Linked DNA regions of Mus musculus: region 2 is linked to region 1. Evidence: chromatin loops called from intact Hi-C (ENCODE). Cell type or tissue: left cerebral cortex. All regions are shown on one strand.

The links. Peaks named below come from ENCODE experiments on the same cell type or tissue, not always from the same donor. Only the 100,000 strongest peaks of a DNase experiment are listed, where the experiment ranks them.
Region 2: it touches region 1 in a loop (4-fold over the local background); 10 of 42 quality-filtered maps call a loop at or near these places.

Annotation. Positions count from the first base shown.
Region 1 is chr16:30,064,796-30,068,795 of GRCm38, reverse strand. Hes1 (hes family bHLH transcription factor 1) reads right to left here and starts at 3,439. Exons shown (of 4, transcript NM_008235.2): 1 at 3,098-3,439; 2 at 2,870-2,965; 3 at 2,546-2,633; 4 at 1,000-1,924. The coding sequence starts at 3,205. The coding sequence ends at 1,368. Gm32998 (a long non-coding RNA gene) reads left to right here. Exons shown (of 3, transcript XR_876001.2): 3 at 149-933. In left cerebral cortex, CTCF peaks have their summits at 1,611 (motif pointing right) and 3,501; DNase peaks (open chromatin) are centred at 1,636, 2,458, 3,562, 3,955 and 2 more places; H3K4me3 peaks cover 3,795 bases; H3K27ac peaks cover 3,418 bases.
Region 2 is chr16:29,627,597-29,631,596 of GRCm38, reverse strand. It overlaps Opa1 (OPA1, mitochondrial dynamin like GTPase), which reads right to left. Exons shown (of 29, transcript NM_133752.3): 25 at 2,784-2,900; 26 at 1,878-1,971; 27 at 1,403-1,513. Among named protein-coding and RNA genes, the nearest start is that of Opa1, 50 kb to the right of the region's middle. In left cerebral cortex, a CTCF peak has its summit at 2,330 (motif pointing left); a DNase peak (open chromatin) is centred at 2,345.

The DNA.
Region 1 (4,000 bases):
CCCAGAAGCCGCCGCTGTAAGGGAAAGGGGGTAGGGGGTTGAGAGGCGGGCGGGAGGAGCGGGGGCTGGGCGGAGGACTGGCCGGCTGTGGGGGAGGAAGGGCGCGCCGGCCAGACCCACAGCGCGGCTGATGTGTCTGGTCTCGCAGGGCTCGTGGTTTTCATTTCCCCAACACCTGGATGCAGTCAAACACCTGGCCAAATCTGAGAAAATCTGACAAGCCTTTGTGATGGGATTTGGAAGAAATTCCCTGCAGATCCTGGCACAGTTTAAAGCTGTCCGCTTTGAGTTAGGACTTGTTAAGGAGGGTTGTGTGAGCTGAAACCCGAGACAACCCTTTTGCTTCTATCTGGAGCCCACATCTTGCCTGGAAATGGGGCATGACCATGCGAAGGGGTCGCTTGCTGTTTGTATTAAAAGGGGAAAAACGGCCCGTGTGCCTGCCAGCGCAACCCCCACATGCTTTCTCCATTAAAGTCAAGCGCAGAAACTTATCAGAAACATATGTCTGCTGTTAATCATCTGGCCCGGGCTCCACTTGGGAGTCTAACTAGTTGTACCCTGGCAGAGAGAATCTGTTGACCTTTTCAGCTTGCTTGAAGAGGGTGAAGAGAGGCATTTCAAACTTTGTGATACGGGTGCCAGGGGATGCCTAGCTACGCCTGAGTAAGGACAGACAAATGAAGGTCCCAATGCTGGAGGGCTGCAATGTGGCTTGAGCGCGCTTTTACTTTAGGAGGCCAGTGGCTACTACAGGGAGTGAGTTGGGAGCCGCCCTTTGGAAGGTAAAAAAATAAGGACTGTTTATCAGGAAAGCCCCATCAAATGAATTCTCATAAATTAGGTCTTCTTAGATCATTGAGTGTTGCTGAAAGGTTTGATGGTTCCTGTTTAAAACTTTAAAAAATACATCCTATTTCTGAATTGCCAAACTACATGAATTTCAAGCCCCACCACTTTTTTTTTTTTACAAATTTTGAAATAATCAGTTCTAAGACATAAAAGCCTTCACTCTTTTATTATATTTTCTCAAATAAACTTCCCCAAAGGAAGATATTTTAAGAGCATTTTCAAACATCTTTGGCATCACATAAAAAAAGAAATCTCGTGTAAAAAACGAAATGTCATCTCAACTTTTATAATACAAAGGCGCAATCCAATATGAACATATAAAATATATACAAATGCAGTGCATGGTCAGTCACTTAATACAGCTCTCTACAAAAAGTAACTTTTTAGAATTAAAAAAAGCAACAAAATAACCACCAAATTATAAAAGTCTCTCCTAAAATCCAAGTTCGTTTTTAGTGTCCGTCAGAAGAGAGAGGTGGGCTAGGGACTTTACGGGTAGCAGTGGCCTGAGGCTCTCAGTTCCGCCACGGTCTCCACATGGAGTCCGAAGTGAGCGAGGAGCCACTGGAAGGTGACACTGCGTTAGGACCCACCGAGGTCCCACTGTTGCTGGTGTAGACCGGGATGACCGGGCCGCTGTGAGCGAAGGCCCCGTTGGGGATGAGAAAGGCAAATTGGCCGTCAGGAGCCGGCACCACTTGGAAGCCGCCAAAAACCTTGGCAGCCTCTCCAGCCTGGCTGCCCAACTTGCAGGGTGCGCTGCCGGGAGGGGGCGCCGCGCCCCCGGGGATGGGCACAAGCGGCGGCGGCGGCGGCGCGAATGGCGCGTGCTGGGGACCGGCAGGTCCTGACGGGGGCGGCGGCGGCGGCGCCTGCAAGGCGGGGTGCGCCTGCCCGGGGTAGGTCATGGCGTTGATCTGGGTCATGCAGTTGGCCAGGTGGCCCAGCAGCCGAGTGCGCACCTCGGTGTTAACGCCCTCACACGTGGACAGGAAGCGGGTCACCTCGTTCATGCACTCGCTGAAGCCGGCGCGGTATTTCCCCAACACGCTCGGGTCTGTGCTGAGCGCGGCTGCAGGCCAGAAGGAGAAAAGATGGGTCACCGAAAAGCCCTGGCCCCGGAGCCATACAGCCTCCCGCCCTGGGAGGTCCCCGCAGCGCGCCTCCGGAACCACCTGGGGTTGGGAGGGTTGGGTAGGCTAAGAACAGCCAGCTCCTTCTCCCTAGGTTGGGGACATAAGCCAGGACACTCCCTCCATCTAAACCGATCTCAGCTCCAGATCTGCCACCCCTAGTCCCGCGCGCGACCTGACCTTGGACAATGCCACCCAAGGCGCCTTCCAAACCCCACTTCCCCTCCTGCGGCAGGGGTTGGACCGGTGCTAAACCACTGACCCCTACCTTCTATCCAGCCCCAAACTTCCTCAGTCTTACGTCCTTTCGCCCTCACCGGCTTCTACCACAGCCAAGCTGCCCACCACCCTTCTCGGCTACAGCCTCTCCCTCCATTTCCGGAGCAGTAACAACTTGGGAGCTGTGGCTATAAATAAGACCCAGACCGTGGGAACGCGGAGTGAGCCAAGGCAGTAAAATGTAGCTGAATGCCTCTCACAACCGCGGGCGGAAGTCTGGAAGAAATCACCGCGGGCCGAGAGGGACACCCGCAGAGAGGGGACGCACGCGCGGTCCTTACCGGTCATCTGCGCCCGCTGCAGGTTCCGGAGGTGCTTCACAGTCATTTCCAGAATGTCTGCCTTCTCTAGCTTGGAATGCCGGGAGCTCTGCGCAGAAAAAACAAGGGATGAAAGTCAGTCCTCCTTGTCAGCTGCCTCCGAGTTCTGAAGGTCCCCGCCCGCATGTCCCACATCCCAGGGCCCGGCGGCCTCTCTCCCGCCAGTGGGAACGTAGTGCTGGCGGGGTAAGATCCACATGCAGCAGGCTAAGAGCTTAGTTCTTTGTGCCTGGGAAATGCCATTCCATTCGTAATTAAAAATAAAAAAAAGCATTGCTCACTTACATCTTTCTTAAGTGCATCCAAAATCAGTGTTTTCAGTTGGCTTAGACTTTCATTTATTCTTGCCCTTCGCCTCTTCTCCATGATAGGCTTTGATGACTGCAAAGGGGGAGAAAAGAGGTCCTGAGTTCCCACGGGATCTGCCATTTCACCCCGAGGTTTTAAGAGAAAAGTAAAAGGAGTCCCGCTGTGCACAACCCACTTAATTTCTAGACGCAGGTACTGTCTTACCTTTCTGTGCTCAGAGGCCGTCTTTGGTTTGTCCGGTGTCGTGTTGACACTGGCTGGGGTAGCAGCCACCGGGGAGGAGGAATTTTTCTCCATTATATCAGCTGGCATTTTCGTTTTTTTTTTTTTTTTCTTCTCAGTCCCCAGAGAATTTTATTTTTGGAATCCTTCACGCAAAAAAAAAATAATTTTTTTTTGCTTACGTCCTTTTACTTGACTTTCATAAGAAAAACTACTGAGCAGTTGAAGGTTTATTATGTCTTAGGGCTACTTAGTGATCGGTAGCACTATTCCAGGACCAAGGAGAGAGGTAGACAGGGGATTCCGCTGTTATCAGCACCAGCTCCAGATCCTGTGTGATCCGCAGGCCCTGGCGGCCTCTATATATATCTGGGACTGCACGCGAACGGCTCGTGTGAAACTTCCCAAACTTTCTTTCCCACAGTAACTTTCAGCCAATGGGAGGAAGAGACACGCGGCACCGCTCGTGGACTGCGCCCCCCCATTGGCCGCTAGGCACAAGGTCTGGCGGCCAATGGCGCGCGCCTGAGCCCGGGGCACCGGAGGCTACAACGTCAATCAAAAGGATTTTAACCCTTTGCTAACTCTTTCCTCTGGGCTTTGCTTAGTTTTAGTCTAGTCTATTTCTTTTGTGGCCAGGCCTTTGGTTTTTATTGTTCTTGCTGCATGCAATATAACTACTTTGTATAATAAGTTCATTTGAAAAATATTTTGAACAGATATAGGCCAAGACAAAATTTAGTGATTGAAAAAAGGAGGGAACAAGGTAAAGAGGATGTGTTACTCTAATGTCTTCCGGAATTCCCGCTCGAACTCTGTATGTTTAGGGGAGTCAAAACTGCTCATGAGGTTGGGGAGATACTAAACCCCACACGCTAAACATGC
Region 2 (4,000 bases), 440 kb after region 1:
ACTGCTCCCAACCTTGAAATCCTTCTTCCTACTCAGTGTTTATTTTCTTTCTTGTCAGAAAACATATACATTTAAGTATACTCTGAAATGAAAAAGTTTCATAAGCTCAAAGAAGGGACACTTATAATTAGCTAGACTCAGAAGTGCTGACTACCAAGAGTTATATAATAATGTTAATGCATCTCTGATCACCTTGGGCTCTCAAAGATCCAAGCAAGCATCCATGCTAGTAAGTTACCAGCATCTAAGAGCCAAACATGCTTCCAACAAAGCAAGGTTGTGGGTGGGATGCTATAGGCCTAAAGCCCAAGCAGAGCTATCAGGGTGATGGCAGCCTGGTCCCACGATGCACATCTGTGTGGGATAGGCTGATGTAGGGTGTTGGAGTGCAAGCATGATGAAGAGAGAGTTTCCAGGAAAGCCAAGTCTGGCTTCAGAGGAGAGGAACCCCAGGAGATGGGTAAGGGGAAAAATATGGGAAAGATGAGATGCAGAGACCCCTGACACAAAGGTCAGATCATGAACTCGGGGAAAGGAGTTTCTAAAGATCAGCCTCTGACAGGATGCCACAGCGTGTGAAGAGGACATGGCGCAGAGTGAGGCACTGTGGTGGTGGTCTGGTGTAAGACAGCTAAGATTCCAAGCTGGGTGAGAAGAACATTTGTGTAATGGGGGCAGCAGCAAAGTTTGGTTATACATTTAGAGGACTGATCAAAATATAATTGGGCTAAGGATTCTGGAAGTCAGTTCCATGCTGTTAGGATTACAAGTATAGAAAAGAGCAAAGTCAAGAACAAACCAGCAGAACTGGGTACAACCTGGAACAGTGAGCATCTACTTAAGTCTTCAATAGATACAGAAAATTAGGAGTAGGTATGCACATGTACACACGCGCGCGCGCGCGCGCGCGCACACACACACACACACACACACACACACACACACACACACACACACACCTTCTACTGAGAAGACCCAAGAACTCATACTCACTAACAAGTATATATAGTTCTTAGACCTTGATTTCTAAATATCATTCTAAAACAAAAAAAGGAAGGAAGAAAGTAAGTAAGTAGTTAAGTAAGCTTTGTTAGGGAATGAGCCGGAACATTGTGTGATGTGGTAGGATAACACCTACCACTAAGAGATGAATGAGGTCTAAGGATTAGCTACAGTGACACTCTGATTTTGCCAGTTGCTAGGAGAAAAATCTTTATTCCTAGGAAACACACATTCAAGTATTTGGAAGTGATAAGATTTTAGGTCAATGTCTTATTTTAACAATGCAGAACAAAACCAGTTCTTCCTAGGTAGCTGTAAGTTTTCTTTAAGCTTGCGATTGAATGGGAGACATGAAGATGCGGATGGGGTCCAGGAAGCCGGGGTAGGAGAAAATACTTACTGAGATCTTCTGCCAGCTGAACTCGTTTGCCAGTGAGCAATTTAACCTTCTTCTCACCGTCTTCTGCAAAATCTTCTAATACCTCTTTAACGTTTTTCTCTAGTCGCCTAACTGTTCAGAGTAAATAAAAACCCAGAAGAGCAGTGTTCATGAACTGAATGAGAACTAAGCATCCCACGTTAGTTATTCCCTTGAATTTACACTTCCCATTCTCTAGTACATTTATCAGCATCAATCTTACCCACAGTCTGAGGATGACGTGTTCTCAAGCCATAACAGACAGACATACAAACTTCAAAACCACCAAGTAGTGCTCAGGACGCCTGTCTTTTTATTTTAACTTTAATGGAAGTAGATTTGTAGCATCTTTTATCCCTATAATTTTCTAATTGTAATTTAATTTTTAATTAATATTTCAAAGCAAGTTATGATTCTAAGGTTTTTCTAATCAATCTGTTTTTTAGGAGTTTCTTACCTTCAGTGTTTGTAAGCTGCTGCCTTAATGTATTGGCAGTGATAGCGAGCATGCGCTGTATTCGCCAAAACAGGACCACGTCATTGCATTCCAGCTGCAGTGGTAAGCCGTTAAGAAGATCAGATGAAAATGTAGAAACAAAGCCTATGTTAATTATGTAGAACATATTTCCTAAGGTTTAGTAAAAATATCAGTGCTTATCTAACACACATATGCACACATACACACACACATACATACATACATACATACACACACACACACACACACACACACACACACACACAAACATATACATTATTTCTTTTGAGCTGAAATAAACTCAGAAAAGCACTTAGAAACTTCAGTTTAGTAACAACATAGATTAGCAGAGCTTTTCAAGGGCTATTTTAAAACATTTTTCTTTATGAGAAAATGTCAAAAGACATAAGTCTGCTGCCACCTAGGGGTTACTTTAAAAGGTATGAGAGCTATGCCCTTTACAAGAACTTAGAGTTCTTTTAGAGAAAGCAAGATTTCAGTGATGTGAGAAAATAATTATGACACAAAAAAGTGCATCGTAAAGTAGTATTACTATACAGTCTCCAGGGCACATGCCAATGGCTATGCTATACACACATCCTCCTCTTATATATAAACACAAAACTGTTTCCAGCTACTCTGGGGTACAAGAGACTGTCTCTCCACATTCTTACAGCTCCTGAGGATACGCACAGAAGTCAGTTACTGCTAAACTGGTAAATCTCTAACAAGATAAAAAGTTATTCTTTATAAGTTACACACTCTTTTCTTCCAGATGCTCAAGGGCTTAAAATTCATAGTAAAACTGAAGTTTACTTTTTACCATCTTTCATCAATTATTATTAAAATTAATTAATTAATTAATTAATTTATTTGAAACCTCACCTCAGAATCTATAAAATGCCTCTGGTAGTAATAAAAACCTCTGCGACAAAGGTTACAATGATTTAGAGCTGTTTTTAAGAAATGTCTTCTATAAACTTGATGCCAAGTATCCTTAATCTAAAATGAGAAAAGAAAAAAAACCAATGTTATAATAGATGTTGTTGAGCACTAAAAGTTACTTGTATACAAGATTTACTTTGAAAAGTTAACTGAAAGGCAGATCTTCAAGTTCGAGGCCAACGTGGTCTACACATCGAGTTGCAGGGCAGAGAGAAGTCCTGGCTCAAACAACAAAACAAACAGAAAAGGACTGTTGCCCAGCAGTGGTGGTGCACTCCATTAATCCCAGCATGACTGAGGCAGAGGCAGGTGGGTTTGAGGCTAGCCTGGTCCACAAAGAAATGCTGTCTTAAAAAAAGAGTTAATTGAAAGCAATAGCTTTAAGTGCACTTACATAATTTTTAAAGTCAGGTATTAGATTTATTAGTTTACATGCTTCAAAATCTACAAAGTTCTAAGTAAGCATGTAGCTACATTCAAAGTGTATTCATTCACTGTACAGAGTAGGTTGGTAAGGGATGATCTTTGCCTAGCTAGCAATGGGGAAGCCAAGGTAAGAAGAGTATGAAAGCCTCGTCTAAGGGCAGAGTTAGGACCTGGACGCTGGTCTCAGACTGTGCACACCAGCTGACAACAGTCAGGAAGCAATGCTTTCTATTAAGTTGCACGGTTAGCACAACAGTACCTCTGTGGCACTACAGTCCTGTCAGAGCATGTACTGTTTGTAATATCCAGTAACAACAATAATGCTAGTAGGCCAAACAAATACCAATCCCATCCAGGAGATGGCGAAAGCTTGAGTTATTGCAATTGAGTTACCAATTACTCAATTAAAGGGAGCAGTATGGGTAACACAATCCAACTGCTGAGAAGCCACACCCCCTGACATCCCATATTTTTATATTGAACAAAATGTAACTAGAAAAAAAACAAACTGAGACTTTGTTTGCAGAAAGTAGCAACCTATTGCACTCTACTCCCAAGAGAAAACCACCACTGCATTACCCTAAGTGTCAGGAAACTAGAAGTGTCAAAGCACACAGAGCTGAGCATTCCTGCCCTGACTCACATGGGGCCCAGACTGTTTTGCAGATGTGAGTTTTGGGTGGGATGATCTTGTAATATTTACATAGACATCTTGGGGGCAGGATAAAGGT